Linked DNA regions of Mus musculus: region 2 is linked to region 1. A link is a loop called in an ENCODE intact Hi-C map of the cell type or tissue named here. Cell type or tissue: heart. All regions are shown on one strand. Links, peaks and the distances in the headings refer to the core of each region. The heading gives the core; the rest is flanking DNA.

Region 1 (10,006 bases), core at 1,131-9,130:
TTGAATAATAATTCAAAGTTATTTTATTTTCTTAGACTTTTAGTAAAAGTGGCCAATATTCAGATTCCAAGTCTAAATGAGTAACTGATGCAAGTTTAATATGAGTCTCAAAGGTTTTTCCCTCTCCTCCGGGAAAACTAAGATGGGCAAATTGCAGTAGTTTCTTCTAGGAATAGTCTTCTAGTGAGTGAGCCTTCAATTACACCATTTACAAATGGGAGCTTGCTCATACCATCCTAGCCTGGCTATACTAAAATCTTCTCTTCATTCGTTATCCAAGGTTGTTCAAAAACATGTGAAAGCTCTTCTTCCACTTGTTTCTCACAGTGTCCCCTAGTTTTACTTTATTTTGGCTTTGTATATTCCTTACTTTCATATCATAATGACACATTTATATGTTGTATTTATAATCTTTTATTATTGGTTTAACATGGGGTATCTAATCAAATATAATTCCAGAACTAAAATAAAAATAGATCCCTTAACCTACTGTTAGCAAAATACTTGCAAGAAAATGTATACATCTGTGAAATGTAGATGTCTATGTAGCTTTATGAATTTTTGCAAACTTAACACATCCTTGGTTCAGTAATTAAATGTTTAAAAATAACAAGTGAAACAATATAAAAAAATTAAGAGTGAGCCACAGCACATTTTGGGCCATTCACTATCTTATCTAAAAGTGAACATTATTCTAAACTTTATTCTTAAAGTTGACTTTCCTTTTTTAAATCTATTAGACTTTTAAAAAATGTGTTAGAATTGTCTCTGTGACAAATACTAGCTAGAGAGCAACAATTAAAAAAGAGGAATGGCTTGTTTAAGCTGGCGAATTTCGAGGTTTCAGTCCATGGTAGACTCACTCCTTTGCTATAGGCTGAGCCAAGAATGAGAGACCATAGTGATAAAGCATACTGGGGCAAACTTGCTAATGACATATTAACCAGGAAGCAAAGAAGAGTAAAAAGAAAAGCTCTGGCACAAGGTATGTCTGACCACATAGGTCCTCATTCAGTGACCCACTTCTTCTAACTAAGCCATGTTTCTTAATAGCCCATTCAATTTAGAGTCTGAAGTGAGCACCTTTATGATTTAAGCACAGTCATCCATGAACTGGGAACCAAGCCTTCAACTAATGACCCTTTTGGGGTGGGCTCTTCATATGTAAACTACTGTACTGTAAATATATTCCTGTATCTATTGCTGGGAAAAGACATTATGACCAAGACAACTTAGAAAACAAGCTGTTTCCAGTGTCACACTTCTTCCAGCAAGACCATATTTACACCAACACAGCCACTCCTTCTAATCCTTCTCAAACAGTTCCACTTCCTGGTTACCAAGCACTCAAATATATGAGCCTATAGAGTCATTCTCATTCAAACCACCACATTTCTACAGCATGTAATCTGTTACTGCACTTGGTGACATTCATCCATATTGGACTCATTGTTGCAGCACAATATTTATTACAAATATACAATAATTTATATGAACACTATTGTTGATAGTATTCAGGTAACAGCTGGATGCCACAGTGCATGAAAAGGCAGGGAAAGAAGAACTGAGTATCTTTCAGTTTTACAGTATTATAGATTCTGCTTAGTGTATGGGTTTTATATAAATGTATGTATGCAGTTCTTTTGGGTAGAGACCTAAGCGTGATTAGCAAGTAATAGCATTTTTCCATGTCAAAGTAGGAGCATAAAATTTTCAATGAAAAAAAATTGAGAGAATTCATCAGTGTAAGAGTTGAGCTAATACCTTTAAAGAATATTTTGTAGTTTGGATTGTTTATTTACTCACACATGGCAGAGCACATAGACTTAATGTCTCAAGAGTTATGTCAGCGCTTTCAGAATTTTGTGACATTGTCCCTAACTCAGAGCTACGGAGGGCAAAAAAACCTTAAGCAAAACAAGGAAACTCAGGAAATAAGAAAGGGTATATAAAACTTAAAATTGATTTAGTAGCATAGACTCTGTGACAGAGGAAGAGAAAAGAACCTTCTTGTGTGTTAAAGAAGGCACAGAGATGCCAGAAAGACTGTTCAGTGGTTTAAAGTGCTTGCTTACTCTGATCCTCTGATTAGTTCTCAGCATCCACAATGAACAGCTGACAACCACCTCTAACTCCTGCTCTGGGGATCCCTCTTCTGACTTGCACGAGCACTCAAATATGTACAGGCATGCACTTGCAAACCCACTCAATATTAAAATAAAATGAAAAAAGTTTTAGAAGGCGTTTGGGGATATATGAAGGAGGAAATTCAGATGAAAATGAACTTGTAGAACTTCTACATCTGACAACTGTTGGTTTTACTCAGAAATGATTCTATATACTTGCTTCCTCACCTACAGCCATTTATCCTTTCTATCAATCCAGTGGACACCATGTGCCTTAGCTACTTTTCTGTTGCTATTATAAAATACACTGACAATAGTAACTTAAGGAAAGTTTTGTTTTGTTTCATTTTTGTGTGTGTGTGTGTACAGTTTGAGATTACTTATGTTGGGGAAGTCACAGCAGCAGTTCGTTATGTTGTCCTAGCAATCAGCAAGCAAAAACTGGTGAGTGTTTGTGCTCATCTCACTTTCTACTTTTTATATAGTGCAGGATCCTGGACTAGGGAATGGAGCCTCCCATTGTGGGAGAGCCTTCCCACCCTAGTTAACCTAATCAAGATAATCCTCCACAGGGATGCCTGGAGGCCTATCTGTCAGGTGATTCTACTTCTCAACAAGCTGAGAGTTGATACCAACTATCTCACTGTGGAACACCAGTATATGACCTGGATAAAATGAGAAAATAAAAGGCAAACAAAGCACAGTGGTTAACTTATACTTCCTCCAGATTGGGGAGTTGTTATGAAGTCTTAAATAATGCAATCTGATACTTTTGTACCCTTTAACCATTGAATCTGCTTTCCTGTAAAGATTCAATCTGGGAACTGCCTCTTCTACCTGGTACTAAGGAAATAAAGACAGAGATGTTGAAGGGTGGGAGGCTGGAGAATGTGTAGGAGCAGCACAGACCTCCTTCAGCTTTTGGTGCATAAGTGGCTTTCTCCCAGGGTTCTGCCCTTGCAAACACATGCTGCATAGACAGACAAGGTTCAAGCAGAGCATATCACAAAGCCAAGTCATGGCTATAAGTTTGGGTGTTGGATCCCATCCTCAATTTTAAAAGAGTTAGGACTAGAAACAAAATTCAAAAAACCATGATACAGGCTTCATAAAGTCAGCACCAGAAGTTTTGCCAGGAATTTTTAATTTAGTTTTTAATTGATTAGGTTTATTTGTTTTCATTTTAAAATAATATAATTATTGAAATGTTAATGAAGTGCATGAAAAATAAGTATTGAAAGTAAGAATTACACAGTTATACCAGACATGGTGATACATGACTGTAATCCCAGTAGTTTGGAGGCTGAGGTGGGAGGCTCAAGAGTTGTACACCAGCCAAAGCTTTTTAGCAATACTAATTGGGAGGAGGGGGCAAAACTTATAAGTAATTCACTTTCTTGTCTGAAGTAACTAATTCTAATGCTTTGATACAAACTTTCTATATAATTTTCATGCTTCTAGTATAAAATTAAAACTATTTAACTATATTAGATGATTAGATGTTTTTTTAAAAATAATATTTAATGATGTGTGTGATTATATGCATATAATAATATGATCTTGAAAGGGAGAGAAAGGGAGACAAGAAAAAGAATAAAAGAAAGAGAGAAGAAAAAAGGAAGAGAGAAAACAGGGAAGGCAGAAACAGGGGTTGGAAGAGAAACGAGTGTACTCCAGAAGCTCTTAAGAGCGTCAATATATAGAGATACAATTCATCCTTGAAAACAGTTGTGTATTGTTTAACATAAAGACTTATTACACTGGACAAGGAGGGAGGTATAGTCTAACTTCAACTCTAGGAGGTCAGAAGCAAGTCAAAGCTAGCCTCTGCTACATAGTGACAGTTAATCTTTAAAATCAGTCTTTCCTGCTGCACTCCTAGGATAAGCTCCTAGCCTGGGGTCTTAACTAGAATCAGAAACTGACACTAAGAAGGAAGGTCCTGAGCAAACCAGAGTAACTGGTGGAGCTCTGCCCTCATCCTGAAGTGGCCAGTTGGCTCCTGGAACCAGCCCTTCCACCTCCAACCACCCACCGATTTCCTAGGCTATCTGCTCTACTTCCTTGTCACACACCTCTGCTGGATAGCTGCCCTTCCATTGGGATGGGGCTAGTGGCCTGGATGAGGGAACTGCCGGACCCATGAAGAATGTTTCTAAAACGATGTTTCTAGAACCATAGTATGGCAGGGCACAGGATCCAGGTTAAGTAAGGGCTTCTTGGATCTGCCGTAGCCTGGGTGGAAGACTGAAGTTGTCTAAGTCCGTGGGAGCCTGGAATGCTAACCCAGCCGGGAGCTCTGGCCTGAGGGCTTGCTGGGCCCAGGAAGCTGGTTTCTGTCAAAAGAGTGGTCTGTGGTTTCTGCCTCTCCCACTTTTGTTCAATGTGTTGATTTATTTTTTTCCCCTTTCAAACTTAATTAACAAAAGTCTAATAATTTTTGCCATTAGACATTTTTCATTATGAAATATTTCAAAGTGACATGAGGAAAAGGTAATTTTTCAAATGCTGACATTTTGTCACCTTGTATTCCCCACCCAACCCCCACGACCCTTTTCTGAAACCTAGCCTCATAGCCCCATCCTTGGAGTCAAATTGGCGTGTATTCTTCCCATATAATTTTTACCTTTTATATGTATTTTTACATACACAGCATGCATTTTAATTCTGACCTTTGTCTTGCCGATTGCCCCCCCCCAGCTCCCAACCCCCAAACTCATTAAGAGGTTTTATCCTGACATCTCAGATCAGAATGGGACTTAATAATGAGCATGTCAACAGCCTCCTCCTTTAGGAGCTAGGAAGTCTGGGACCTGGACAAAAAAAGGGGTTATACTTCCTGCCTCTTGAATGGCCTTTACCTGGTAGGACCTGGACTCTGCTTATTTGATTTTTTTTCTAGATGATCTGTTTACTAAATCCGGCCACTGAGCTCATCTGCCTGAGGCTCTTTGTGTGGCATTCATAGTATTTATTTTGGAAGAAAATCTATTAAAAGGAGATGTGGAAAGGAAGTGTAGATCACAACCCTACTTGGATTCAAAGGCACACACACAAAACACTGAATCTTGGGCTGTCTGAATGTTTATTTTGTCAGATATTCACACAGTTTTATTTATGTCTGGTACTCACTTAAGAACAAGAATCATAAATGAGGAAAATACCTAATAAAAAATATTAAAAAAATAAAATAAAATAAAAACATCTTCCCATAAAAAAAAAGAACAAGAATCAGCCCATCTGTTTAAACTTTCTATCTGTGCTATAGGTGTTTATGACCCCCCCCCCCACCTCCCAGAAAATAAAAGAGGCATAGATTGAGTGTCTTAAAACCACACAGCTGGAAAAGTGCAGCACTTTTGATTTGAATCCGCCCCACTGATGATATTATCCTTTGCATTTTAGTTGCTAGACCTGGCACCATCAGCAGTTGGAGTCATCACACAGATAGGACCAGAAAACTCATAAGGAGAAGTCAGCTGATTGTCGGGGAGGAAAAACTTCCCGGAACAATGTACTTCAGCTGTATAGTATTCTTTTGAAATGTTACTTTGAATTTACCAGTCACACACAGTGAGATCAGTAAGGTTATATACGGTCAGTGCCTTTCCAGATTAAACAGTATGGATAGTTAGAAAGGTCTCTTTCCTTTCTCATCTCCCCTCCAAAAGGCGAAAGCATATTCAACAATCCCTGCAAATTCATGTGTTTCCCTGCGCAATATACCAAGGTCAATCTATCCTAAACTTTACAGGAATGTAGGTTCTGTGTAAGCATAGAATGTAATAAGTCACAGAATGAACATGCCTTGGTTTGTTTGTTTGTTTGTTTTTATCCTTTACCTTATTTGTAAGTAGAAAAGTTTTAATAAAAATGACCATCCACACTGCTGGGATGAGACCTCCTCTAGGGGTGTCCCTAATCCACCTCAATGCCTTGTCGCTTGAGCCAGTTACACAAAGAAGCGCTGTCTATTGGCAAGCGCCGCCCCTCGGGCTCCTACTCCAGCCGGGAGGAAGTGGGGAGGAGACTGACTGGGAACCCCTCCTCTCCTCTGGCTCCGTTCTCCTCCCCGTTACGCTCCAGGCTTTCGGCGGCTGCTCGGAGGCGACTTGGTGCTCCGCCGAGAATCCCCTGTTCAGCCCTCCTGGTGCGGTCCTAGAAGGGCCAACCCAGCTGCCTGGTGGAATCGCAGGGTAAGTGGCCCGCAGGAACAGTCCGTGGGCAAAGGAGCCTGTGACCAGGACTGGATTCCGGGTTGGAGGCAAGTGGGGCGGGAAGCCAGTGCTACTCCAGGGACGTTAGAGACCTGAGAGGGACCTGGGCACTGCGGGCCTGGGTGTGTCCAGATCTGGGCAGAGGTGTCCTAGGGCTTCCTGCCTACCTTCTCTTGGTGAATTTGCTCTGTTCTGTGGTGGCTGAGCATCCTCCTCACACCCCCGACCTAGCGTTCTTACTGCTGCTGGCCTTGGTTTGACAGTGACGTTTGTGTGCTACCGCTTTGTGTGGGCGAGTTCCAGACAGGCCCCGCTAGCAGTGGTCGCATCTAATCTAAAAAGCGGCTTCAGAGGAGGGGGCAGGGCGTGCTTGTCACACAGGTAGCTGGTGATAGAGCACCATTCCACGCTAATGTTTATACAACCTGACAAACAGGATCATTAGGACCCAGATCGCTAGCCCACTGGGCATTGTTCACAGGGACCTGGGGTGTGGGTGTGTTTAGAGAGGGCAGTCCTGGTCCAGAGGCCTGAGAATCCGCAGCCGAGATTTTCCACTTGGCTGCCCTCCTCCTCTGTTAGCCGAACCTCCCTCCTCCTGCGCCCCCACCCCCTGACGTCACCCACATGCTCTAAAGACTGGCCATTAGAGGAAAAGGAAGGAGGAGAGAGGGCCTTCGCCAGGCTCCTGCGTAGTTGTGACTGCCCTCGGTGGTGTGGAAAGACCTTTATCACCCACTGTATTTGTTAGAACCCCTCTGGGGCAAGCTGATGGACTTACAGCTAGGTGGATGATGGCAGCACCTGAGCTTCTAACGGCAAAAGGCGGGTCTCCTCACTCCTGGGTCAGAATCCTCAGTTCCCTTGTTCTTAGTTACCCAGTGGGGAAAGTGAACTAATGTGGGAGCAAACAAAAAAAGAAAAATGAAGAAGCTAGAGGGAACCAGACCCATGAGAGCCAGCCCTGGACTGTAGGAACGAGTGTGGTGAGACTGGAATATGGAACAGTAAAAGCCAAGTTTTTGATCTTACTCCTGTAAGATAAAGAGGAAGGTCGAAAGAGGGATTCAAGGTGGGGGCTTGAGAGATACTTTCTTGGGAGCGTTGATGTTGTGAATCTTATATGGAAGTGTAACTTTTTAACGGTGATTTTTATCGTTTTATTGTCTATTCTTCCATGTGCATTAAGCATTCTTTCATATGTGTGAATGAAACTGTTTCTTAAGTTCAAGTTAATAAGGATGTAGTGGAAAGTGTCCCACGATGGAGTGCAAAAGAAAGAACTGAGTCCATTTGAATTCTGGTTTAGTAGAATGTGATGGACATTGTGAGAAAAAAAGCCAATGTATAAGGAAAAAAACAAGTTTCTTAGTGGAAAAGGACATGGAAAAGAGAAGACACAAAGAATTGTGTTTCTGATGTTAAGGCAAGGTCAGGCTAGGCTAGCTGTTACTGAGAAGTATCCCCTGATATACCCATACCCTCACACAGTCTTTCAGTCGTACATCCATGGAATACATCAAGGGAATGAAATGCATTCTCTGATCTCATATATGTAAGTCTGTGTTTCAAGGCCTGGAATGCAAGCAGTGAGGAATCCCTTCTCCCAAGATGGCCCCACCTCCCCTTCCATAATTCCTTCACAGGAAAAACCATGTTGAAGTCTACAGGACTGCTTTGTGATAGGATTAGAATGTCTGCTTTCTCCCCATTTTCCAGACTGTGCCTGGAATACCTTTTCCGCTGAAAGAGAACGTGGCACGTTCAAAGTGGGCTACGGTTAGCACCAACAAAAGAGGAGAGCAACCATGGGGGAACAATTTAAAGGATGAAAATTCATATGAAGACAAACCATTTACCTCTTCCTTTCCTAAGGTGATGAGGCCGCTGTGTTTAACTGTGGCTTCCACAGAGCTTTTATGAATAGAACAAACAAACAAACAAAAAAAATCCTGGAACTTAGCAAATACTAACATATTTGACATATACCCAAGGACCGTACTCTTGGGTAGAGCGATGGCTCAGTGGTTAAGAGTATTTTGGTTTGGTTCCCAGCACACACATAGTGACTCACAGCCACCTCTAACTCCAGTTCTGGAGAGAGTAACTCCTTCAACCTCTGTTAGTTCCTGCAGGCATGTGGTCAACATACATACTACTCAGATACATGTTGTCATAGTTACGGTTACTATGGCTATGATGAAGCATCATGACCGAAAGCAAGTTGGGGAGGAAAGGGTTTATTGGGCTTATACTTTCACCTCGTAGACCATCACTGAAGGAAACCATGACGGGGACTCAAACAGGGCTGGAACTTAAAGGCAGAAGCTGATGCAGAGGCCATGGAAAGGTGCTGTTTACTGGCTTGCTCATCTTGTTTTCTTATAGAACCAAGACAACTATGCTGGAGATGGCACCACCCACAGCAGCTGGGCCTTCCCCTATCAACGATTAATTAAGAAAATGCCCTGACAGCTGCATCTTACGGAGGCATTTTCTCAATTGAGGTTCCCTCCATTCGGATGAGACTAGCTTGTGTCAAGCTGACATAAAGCTGGTTAGCACACATGTACATGCACTGCACGTAAAATAAATAAATATTTTTTAAAGGACTCTTCTTTAGTTCTGCATTTCCTGTACTGCGATCCTAGAGTCACCACTTACCTATCTATGAGATATTAAGCAAGGGACAAATTCCCTGACCACTGAAAAGATCTGGGGTTTTCTCCTCCAGAAAATTATACAATGGGGATATTGATGATATATATACCCTATAAGTTTGTCAGAATTTAATAAATAATAATGTGTTACAATATGGGAAACTTGATAAGGTGTTGCTGTGACTGTCATTACTACAGTTGCTACACTGTTATCATTGCCTTAACCACAGAAAATATGTTCAGAACTTACACAGGGGCTTGAAATTCTCACTGAAAGTATTATCTAGATCATTCTAAGACACCAAATGGGTTTATCTCATGCACACACAGTCTAGCTAAGAGAACAACCAATGAGGCAGATGTATGAATATGATTATTCACAACATGGAAAGCATTGACCAATATACAGGAGTCTGATGGGCAGCTCTTGAGAGAATGTGTATTAGTGTCAGGAGATGTGCAACAAGATGTCATTTGGTGTACAATGGAGTGTCTAGGGAGATTATGGGAAAAAAGTGTGTGATCGAATTTCAGATCCTGAACTCTGATACATAGCAATGATCCTAGGAAATTCCCTTGTCTTTGATCTATGTCCACTCTTGTGTTTCACTTACCAGTGTCCATTTGTAGTTTTGTAGGGTGTTCAGCATCCGTAAACATATATCTTTAATTCTGCCTATCTTATTACAAAAAAGTATGGGTGGGTCAATCAATTATCTTCATGTTCTCCTTCATCTTCCCTATCATCTCTCCTCTGTCTCCTCTTTTTCTTAGTTCATCCTTTGATGATGTTAATTATATTTCCTATTGCTTGACTCATGGCACTGATTAATTTTTCATAGAAAATGTCTCGAATTTTCTCCTCTGTGTACATCTCAACCTAGAACGGTTGTTTCCATAGACAGAAAAGTAGTGGTGGGGATGTGAGAGAAAGACAGAAAAGGAGTTGGAAATAGAAGCAGAGTCTGCCCTGAGTAGTAGTTTCAGGGAAGATGGGAGGAAA
Region 2 (10,006 bases), core at 813-8,812, 48 kb after region 1:
TAAAGAAATAGAAGTAGTCATTAATAGTCTCCCAACCAAAAAGAGCCCAGGACCAGATGGGTTTAGTGCAGAGTTCTATCAGACCTTCAAAAAAGATCTAATTCCAGTTCTGCACAAACCATTCCACAAATTAGAAGAAGAAGTTACTCTACCCAATTCATTCTATGAAGCCACAATAACTTGGATACCTAAATCACAGAAAGACCCAACAAACATAGAGAACTTCAGACCAATTTCCCTTATGAATAACGATGCAGAAATCCTCAATATAATTCTCGCTAACCGAATCCAAGAACATATCAAAACAATCATCCATCCTAACGAAGTAGGTTTCATTCCAGGGATGCAGGGATTGTTTAATATACGGAAATCCATCAATGTAATCCACTATATAAACAAACTCAAAGACAAAAACCATATGATCATCTCGTTAGATGCGGAGAAAGCATTTGACAAAATCCAATACCCATTCACGATAAAAGTCTTGGAAAGATCAGGAATTCAAGGCCCATACCTAAACATGATAAAAAGCAATCTACAGCAAACCAGTAGCCAACATCAAAGTAAATGGTGAGAAGCTGGAAGCATTCCCACTAAAGTTAGGGACTAGACACGGCTGTCCAATTTCTCCCTACCTATTCAACATAGTACTTGAAGTCCTAGCCAGAGCAATTTGACAACAAAAGGAGATCAAGGGGATACAAATTGTAAAGGAGGAAGTCAAAATATCACTTTTTGCAGATGATATGATACTATATAAAAGTGACCCTAAAATTCCACCAGAGAACTCCTAAACCTTAAATACAGCTTCAGTGCAGTAGCTGGATATAAAATTAACTCAAACAAGTCAATGGCCTTTCTCTACACAAAGGATAAACAAGCTGAGAAAGAAATTAAGGAAACATCACCCTTCTCAATAGTCACAAATAATATAAAATACCTTGGCTTTAACTAAGGAAGTGAAAGATCTGTATGATAAGAACATCAAGTCTCTGAAGAAAGAAATTAAAGAAGATCTAAGAAGATGGAAAGATCTCCCATGCTCATAGATTGGCAGGATCAACATTGTAAAAATGACTATCTTGCCAAAAGCAATCTACAGATTCAATGCAATCCACATCAAAATTCCAACCCAATTCTTCAACGAATTGGAAAGAACAATCTGCAAATTCATCTGGAATAACAAAAAACCTATGGTAGCCAAAACTCTTCTCAAGAATACAAGAACCTCTGGTGGGATGACCATGCCTGACCTAAAGCTGTACTACAGAGCAATTGTGATAAAAAACTGCATGGTACTGGTATAGGGACAGACAAGTAGACCAATGGAATAGAATTGAAGACCCAGAAATGAACCCACACACTTATGGTCACTTGATCTTTGACAAGGGAGCAAAAATCATACAGTGGAAAAAAGACAGCATTTTCAACAAATGGTGCTGGCACAACTGGCAATTATCATGTAGAAGAATGTGAATTGATCCATTCCTATCTCCTTGTACTAAGGTAAAATATAAATGGATCAAGGAACTCCACATAAAACCAGAGCCAGTGAAACTCCTAGAGGAGAAAGTGGGGAAAGGCCTCGAAGATATGGACACAGGGAAAAAATTCCTGAATTGAACTGCAATGGCTTGTGCTGTGAGATCGAGAATTGACAAATGGGACCTCATAAAATTGCAAAGCTTCTGTAACGCAAAAGACACCATCAATAAGACAAAAAAGGCCACCAACAGATTGGGAAAGGATTTTTACCTATCTTAAATCAGATAGGGGACTAATCTCCAATATATATAAAGAACTCAAGAAGGTGGACTCCAGAAAATCAAATAACCCCATTAAAAAATGGGGCTCAGAGCTAAACAAAGAATTCTCAACTGAGGAATACTGAATGTTCAGTATCCTTAATCATCAGGGAAATGCAAATCAAAACAACCCTGAGATTCCACCTCACACCAGTCAGAATGGCTAGGATCAAAAATTCAGGTGACAGCAGATGCTGGCGTGGATGTGGAGAAAGAGGAACACTCCTCCATTGCTGGTGGGATTGCAAGCTTGTACAATCACTCTGGAAATCAGTCTGGCTGTTCCTCAGAAAACTAGGCATAGTACTACCGGTAGATCCAGCAATACCTCTCCTGGGCATATATCCAGATGTTCCAACTGGTAAGAAGGACACATGCTCCACTATGTTCATAGCACCTTATTTATAATAGCCAGAAGCTGGAAAGAACCCAGATGCCCCTCAACAGAAGAATGGATAAAGAAAATGTGGTACATTTACAAAATGGAGAGTACTACTGAGTTATTAAAAAGAATGAATTTATGAAATTCCTAGGCAAATGGATGGACCTGGAGGGCATCAACCTAAGTGAGGTAACCCAATCACAAAAGAACTCACATGAAATGTACTCACTGATAAGTGGATATTAGCCCAGAAACTTAGAATACCCAAGATATAGGATACAATTGCGAAGCACATGAGACTCAGGAGGAACGAAGACCAGGGTGTGGATGCTTTGCCCCTTCTTAGAACTGGGAGTGGAAAGCCCATGGAGGGAGTTGCAGAGACGACGTTTGGAGCTGAGATGAAGGGGTGGACCTTCTAGAGACTGCCATATCCGGGTATCCATCCCATAATCAACCTCCAAACGCTGACACCATTGCATACACTAGTGGGATTTTGCTGAAAGGACCCTAATATAGCTGTCTCTTGTGAGAATATGCTGGGGCCTGGCAAACACAGAAGTGGATGCTCACAGTCAGCTATTGGATGTATCACAGGGCCCCCAATGGAGGAGCTAGAGAGAGTGCCCAAGCAGCTGAGGGGAACTGCAACCCTATGGGTGGAATAGCAATATGAACTAACCAGTGCCCCCAGGAGCTCCTGGTGCTAGCTGCATATGTATCAGAGGATGGCCTGGTCGGCCATCATTGGAAAGAGAGGCCCATTGGTCATGCAGACTTTATATGCCTCAGTGCAGGGGAACGTCAGGGCCGGGAAGTGGGAGTGAGTGGGTGGGGGGAGGGTGTGGGGGACTTTTGGGATAGCACTGTAGATGTGAATGAAGAAAGTACCTTAATTTTAAAAAGGGGAAAAAAAAACAAAAAGAACAAATATAGTCCAATGGCAAAGCACTTACCAAATGTCCAGCAAGCTCTAGATTTGATAGTCACAGTGTGGTGACAAATAACTAAACAAACTCCATCAAACCAAACATTCTAATAAAACAATCATAAAAAAAAGTTCAGTTTCTGGAAAATGGCAGATGACCACAGGGGAAAAAAATTTTTAAAAATAGCTGAGTAGTACTCCATTGTGTAAATGTACCACATTTTCTGTATCCATTCTTCTGTTGAGGGACATCTGGGTTCTTTCCAGCTTCTAGCTATTATAAATAGGGCTGCTATGAACATAGTGGAGCATGTGTTCTTCTTACCGGTTGGAACATCTTCTGGGTATATGCCAAGGAGAGGTATTGCTGGATCTACCGGTAGTACTATGTCCAGTTTTCTGAGGAACGGCCAGACTGATTTCCAGAGTGGTTGTACAAGCCTGCAATCCCACCAGCAATGGAGGAGTGTTCGTCTTTCTCCACATCCACGCCAGCATCTGCTGTCACCTGAATTTTTGATCCTAGCCATTCTGACTGGTGTGAGGTGGAATCTCAGGGTTGTTTTGATTTGCATTTCCCTGATGATTAAGGATGTTGAACATTTTTTCAGGTGCTTCTCTGCCATTCGGTATTCATCAGTTGAGAATTCTTTGTTTCGCTCTGTACCCATTTTTAATGGGGTTATTTAGATTTCTGGAGTTCAGCTTCTTGAGCTCTTTGTATATATTGGATATTAGTCCCCTATCAGATTTAGGATTAGTAAAAATTCTTTCCCAATCTGTTTGTGGCCTTTTTGTATTATTTACAGTATCTTTTGCCCTACAGAATCTTTGCAATTTTATGAGGTCCCATTTGTCGATTCTTGATCTTACAGTACAGGCCATTGCTGTTCTGTTTAGGAATTTTTCCCCTGTATCCATATGTTCGAAGCTTTTCCCCACTTTCTTCTCTATAAATTTCAGTGTCTCTGGTTTTATGTGGAGTTCTTTGATCCACTTAGACTTGAGCTTTGTACAAGGAGATAAGAATGTATCAATTCGCATTCTTCTACATGATAACCGCCAATTGTTCCAGCACCATTTGTTGAAAATGCTGTCTTTTTTTTCCTACGGATGGTTTTAGCTCCCTTGTCAAATATCAGGAGGCCATAGGTTTGTGGGTTCATTTCTGGGTCTTCAATACTATTCCACTACTCTACCTGTCCTTCCATCATGACCAATTACGCTTCATCCCAGGGATGCAGGGATGGTTTAATATACAGAACTCCATCAATGTAATCCACTATATAAAGAAACTCAAAGACAAAAATCACATGATCATCTTGTTGGATGCTGAGAAAGCATTTGACAAAATCCAACACCCCTTCATGATAAAAGCCATGGAAAGTTCAGGAATTCAAGTCCCATGCCTAAACATAATAAAAGCAATCCACAGCAAACCAGTAGCCAACATCAAAGTAAATGGAGAGAAGCTGGAAGCAATTCCACTAAAATCAGGGTCTAGACAAGGCTGCTCACTTTCTCCCTACCTATCAATCTAGTACTTGAAGTCCTAGCCAGAGCAATTCGACAACAAAAGGAGATCAAGGGGATACAAATTGGAAAAAAAGAAGTCAAAATTTCACTATTTGCAGATGATATGATAGTATATATAAGTGACCCTAAAAATTCCACCAGAGAACTCCTAAACCTGATAAACACCTTCAGCGCAGTAGCTGAATATAAAATTAACTCAAACAAATCAGTGTCCTTTCTCTACACAAAAGATAAACAGGATGAGAAAGAAATTAGGGAAACAACACCCTTCACAATAGTCACAAATAATATAAAATACCTTGGTGTGACTCTAACTAAGTGAAAGATCTGTATGACAAGAACTTCAAGTCTCTGAAGAAAGAAATTGAAGAAGATTTCAGAAGATGGAAAGATCTCCCATGCTCATGGATTGGCGGGATTAATATAGTAAAAATGGCTATCCTGCCGAAAGCAATCTACAGATTCAATGCAATCCCCATCAAAATTCCAACTCAATTCTTCACTGAGTTAGAAAGGGCAATTTGCAAATTCATCTGGAATAGCAGAAAACCTAAAATAGCAAAAACTATTCTCAACAATAAAAGAAGTTCTGGGGGAATCACCTGGCCTGACCTCAAGCTGTACTACAGAGCAATTGTGATTAAAAAAAACAAAAACAAACAAACAAACAAAAACTGCATGGTACAGTCATGTTTTCTGCCCAGTGAAAATATCCTGGACCAGATTTCCTGGCCCCAGATTCCCACAGCTGTACTGCCAGTGATGGCCACTAGGCGGCAGGCCCTGAAGCCCAAGCTTGGAGATATTAACAGAGCAATTAGGCACTGGTGTAGCACCAAGCCAGTTGGAGTCAGATTCCCGGTCTGGCAGAGCAACTGTTAGGGGATGCTCGTACATCCGGACTTCTCAGATACTGGAATAGTCCAGCTTCATAGAGGGCTTCCCATCCGGAACAGCCCCACAACTAACCAGTTCCCTGGGTAGCTCATCCAATAGGACAGCCTCGCCTATAACTAACCCTGCCCCGGGATAGCCACGCCCTGGAAAAGATCCGCCCCTGGGAAGCTCCGCCCTCGAGACTCAAATCGGCCCTCAAGAAAGTCTTTCATTTGGGCAGCGGGCTTTCCTATAGCCCCGCCTTCCGCAGCCCCGCCTCTAGAGGCCCCGCCCATGGAAGACCCTTATTCATACTGCAGTCCATTCCTCTGCAGCGACAGTCAGCCGGCAGCAACCTCTGTGGTCTGAATTTTCTGTCCTGGTTTGTTCCGGTGTGGGGCTGAGTGTCCGAGCACTAAGACGACGCTGGGAGGAAATCCTTAAAGTGCCAGAAGGCTACTGGACGCCGTTCCCAACAGTGTATCTGCTCACAGGTATGTTTTTCTTTTAGTTTTATTGGCCTGGAACAGTTTTCTAGTTAACTCAGAACTCCTTTATCTTTGCTCTCTGAACTTGAGTCACGAATTTGAAAAAGGTGTGTGCTCGCGCGTGTAAGCACATTTAGTTTCAGAGTGCTGGGACTGTTTTTGTTTGTTGCTCTTCCTGCCAAACTTGGGAAAAATCAGAGGACTTTCTTTTCAAACAAACTTCATGAGACGTTGAACTTGGAATTCCTGATCTACCTGCTGTCTTTTCCACCCCTAAGCAGATTTCCCACAGTTCACTTTCCTGGAACAGTGCTATGAAGTGGGGGGGGTGAGGCACATAGAGACATGCCAACACCAGTGAACATTTTACCTCACAGAGGAGTGGCTGAAAAGTGACAGGGTTCTTCTATACAGTTCTTAGTCAAGGATATGGAAGGTGGAGATGCATTCCTCAGATTCAGGCCAGGTCATGGCCATGAGCTAAATGGACTGGACTACGCGGATAGATGAAAGGAGATGGGCAACATGAGTTGTTTAACATTTTGTATGAACAGGATGAACAAAGGAGACAGGAGGAACAAGGGAGTCTACCTGAAATCCCAAGTGAAGAACATGGGGAGAAACAAAAAAATGGAAGGAGAGAACTCAACAAGGGGGAGTGTCAGCTGTCTAGATCTGTCTGCTACATAGCTCAACTCTTCCAGGGACCCTCCTAGGACGCACCTCAGAGAGGCCCTGGGCAAGTACCCATGGCTCCCCCCAGTACCTGAAAATTTTCTTAGGATGTCAGCTCACAGCCATTGAAAGGGTGCCCTGTCAATCATGTGAGCGAAGGTGGAGGAGGTCCCCTACGGTGAGCTACTCAGATGTGGGAATAGCGAAGTCTTGTGGATCACCAGCCACACTCCGCACTCAAGGAAAGGAGACAGGGAAGAAAGAGAGAGGCACTCACATTGCGCACTGTACCTATAGCACTTATAGTCTAATCTGTAAAACAATGGTCCTCGGACCTCTGTGATTGGTCTAGAGAGAGAGTCTGAAGTGGCTACTAGGGTAAGCTCAGCTCTCAGCATACCCAGCTTCCAAAAAATTTGAAAAGAACTTTCCCAGGCAGTCAAAATGGGTGGCATGGGGGGTTTCCACTAAGGCAGCTTTGATCATTTGGAAGCTGTTTCCAACAAGGTAAGCAAAGCTGTCAGAAATGATGCACTTTCTGAAAGGTCATGCGATCCCAACTAACGCAGTTTATAACAGGTCATTGTGGCCCTTTTGTCTGAAAGAATAAAACAAACACCAAGTCAGTCCCTGCATTTGATTCATCAGATCCTATGGGAAGCTGCACCTCCTTATCTACCCCAGGACTTGTTCCTCTCTGCCGTTCACTCTGCTGCTGCCCTGGTGTACCTCTTACCAAACTGATCCTCCCACACCATTTCAGGTTTCAGCTTTCTGTTCCTATTCCTACCAGGTCTTTCCTGTCATGCATTCTAAAGCAGTCTTCCTGTCCATAGTTCATCAATAGATAGCAACTGGGGATTGCTGCAGTTGTATTTATTTATTTATTTATTTATTTATTTATTTATAAGCCTACTTATTTAATTGTCTTTACTCTTCTTATAGTTTTGAGTCATAAAAGTGGAATCCTTGTCTGTTTGCGCTTCACTTCATCCTCAAAAGGAGAAACTAATCTATCTTCTGGACCAAAAACATTTAGTTAATTGCCTTCCTTACTGCTTCCTCATTCTGGTTTGACCAACCTGAGTCTCTGCTTCCTTTGTAGCAACGGGCAGAACCATGGCAACAACTCCCGATGCTGCTTTTGAGGCCCTCATGAATGGAGTGACCAGCTGGGATCTCCCTAAAGAATTCACTCCCAGTGAACTCCTTCTTATTGGGGAGGCAGCCTTCCCAGTGATGGTGAATGACAAGGGCCAGGTGCTCATTGCTGTTTCTTTCTATGGCCAAGGCCGCCTGGTGGTCGTATCCCATGAGAGCTACCTGATGCATGCTGGCTTGGCTCCTTTTCTTCTCAATGCAGTGAGCTGGCTCTGCCCCTCCCCAGGGACTCCCATTGAAGTGCATTCTTCCTTAGCATCACTAGTTAACATCCTACGTGGCTCTGGGATAAATGCCTTGGTTCAGCCTGAGCCTGGAGAGGCTCTGGGAGTTTATTGCATTGATGCCTACAACGACACCTTGACCAAGAAGCTGGTCCAGTTTGTGAAGCGTGGTGGAGGCTTGCTCATTGGAGGTCAGGCCTGGAATTGGGCCAGTCAGCATGGCAGTGACAAGGTGCTATTCAGTTTCCCTGGGAACAAGGTGACAAGTGTGGCTGGAGTCTACTTCACAGATGTCTATGGAGATATAAACCGGTTCAAAGTCTCTAAGAAGATACCCAAGATCCCACTGTATATCAGGTGAGTGTTCCATTCTAACCATTTATAGATTCTAACTCTTTTTAAAGAGTGCTGATATCCTGTCTTCACTTAGTTTCAATTTCAATGTAAATGATCGTTTTAACCGTCTTCTAACCACTGCAAAGCAAAAACATGATCACTAAAATGGTCACTAAAGTACATCAAGGCCCAAGAAAATCTTGTTCTCCTGGTCACTCCCTGCCTTGAAAAAGCAGTCATCCACTTAAGAGAAAACCTCCATCTGTCTGCCATTTTGTTTCCACATACCTGAAACTTACAGGGCTTATCAGTGCCCTAAATAAATCAGAAAACACTGGTGTATCTATGTGAACATTTGCAATTGGGCCCAGCCCCATGCTGGGCACTGGGAATATAGAAGAAATGAAAATGATGTGTGCTACCATGAAGCCTACGTATTAGTGGGGAAATCAGCTGGTTAAGCAAATTGATAGATAACACCGTCAGATGTTGATAAGAGCCACAAGAGGAGAGAGAGGAAAGATGTGAGTTATCAGGTCAAGGGGGAGAGTAGCTGCTGCTTAACCCCTTCATGGAAGGCATAGAAATTAAGTTGTAGCAAATGCAACCCAGAAGATGGCAGAATATAGACAATGGCCATGAGTGCAAATGAACAGCTTGGAAAGTAGCATTTGAAAAGACACGGGGATGGGCTGTGCTAACAACTCAGAGGAGCAGAACAAAAACCTTAAAAAACAGAAGCCCGCTTTGCAGATTCCAGAAACATGGAGGAAGCCAGAGTTGTTGGAGATGGGTGAGTGAAGGTGGCCCTGCCAGGAGTGAGCACAAAGACCAATTGTACTTTTTCCCTAAGAGTTTCCCACAGTGGATTAACAGTTTCTGACTTTCTGTTTCGCATGAAGCATGACACCCAGGTACCCAGTCCAGGATATTGGCAGTGTCTCCATGATGTTCCTATTTCCACTGAGAATTGTTAATTTTACCCATTGTTACAAGATGGCTAGCCCTGCTCCAGGCTCTATAATTACACCCAGTCAATGATTGCTAGAGCAGACACATTAGTTGAGTCTATCTTTAAAAAAAAAAAAACTAGAAAATAATCTATTTTCTTGTAATCTGATCATCAAATGAATCTCCTTTGACATTTTAGTGATCAAAACTTAATCAAGCAATCCAAGTTTAAGGACCAAAGGGGGTCTGAGGATATTTATGAATGGTCATCATCTCTGAAGAACTTAAAATCGTGCTACAAAAAAAAAAAAAAGAAAGAAAGAAAGGAAGGAAGGAAGGAAGGAAGAAAGAAAGAAAGAAAGAAAGAAAGAAAGAAAGAGAGAGAGAGGAAGGAGGGATGGAGGGAGAGAGAGAGAGAGAGAGAGAGAGAGAGAGAGAAAGAAAGAAAGAAAGAAAGAAAGAAAGAAACAAAGTAAGAAAGAAAGAAAGAAAGAAAGAAAGAAAGAAAGAAAGAATGAAAGAAAGAAAAGAAGGAAGAAAGAAAGAAAGAAAGAGAAAAAAGAAAGGGAAAGCTAGTGAGCAGTTAGTAGTTCCCCGCAACCCTCAGCCCCAGGGAATGTGCCTGAGGTTTTTTCCTTACAGAG

What was found. A loop is a pair of places that touch in the nucleus more often than their neighbours do. Peaks named below come from ENCODE experiments on the same cell type or tissue, not always from the same donor. Only the 100,000 strongest peaks of a DNase experiment are listed, where the experiment ranks them.
Region 2: a loop joins it to region 1, with 2.1 times the contacts of the local background. A loop is called at or near these places in 4 of 42 quality-filtered maps.

The regions. Positions count from the first base shown.
Region 1 is chr6:42,689,249-42,699,254 of GRCm38, reverse strand. The region is part of intron 1 of Tcaf1 (TRPM8 channel-associated factor 1); the gene reads left to right. Among named protein-coding and RNA genes, the nearest start is that of Tcaf1, 16 kb to the left of the region's middle. In heart, for the core only: a CTCF peak has its summit at 6,048; DNase peaks (open chromatin) are centred at 6,254 and 6,964; H3K4me3 peaks cover 1,932 bases; H3K27ac peaks cover 1,672 bases.
Region 2 is chr6:42,640,895-42,650,900 of GRCm38, reverse strand. It overlaps Tcaf2 (TRPM8 channel-associated factor 2), which reads left to right and starts at 5,860. Exons shown (of 8, transcript NM_146174.1): 1 at 5,860-6,021; 2 at 7,796-8,432. The coding sequence starts at 7,810. In heart, for the core only: a CTCF peak has its summit at 5,424 (motif pointing right); a DNase peak (open chromatin) is centred at 5,630; H3K4me3 peaks cover 1,175 bases; H3K27ac peaks cover 348 bases.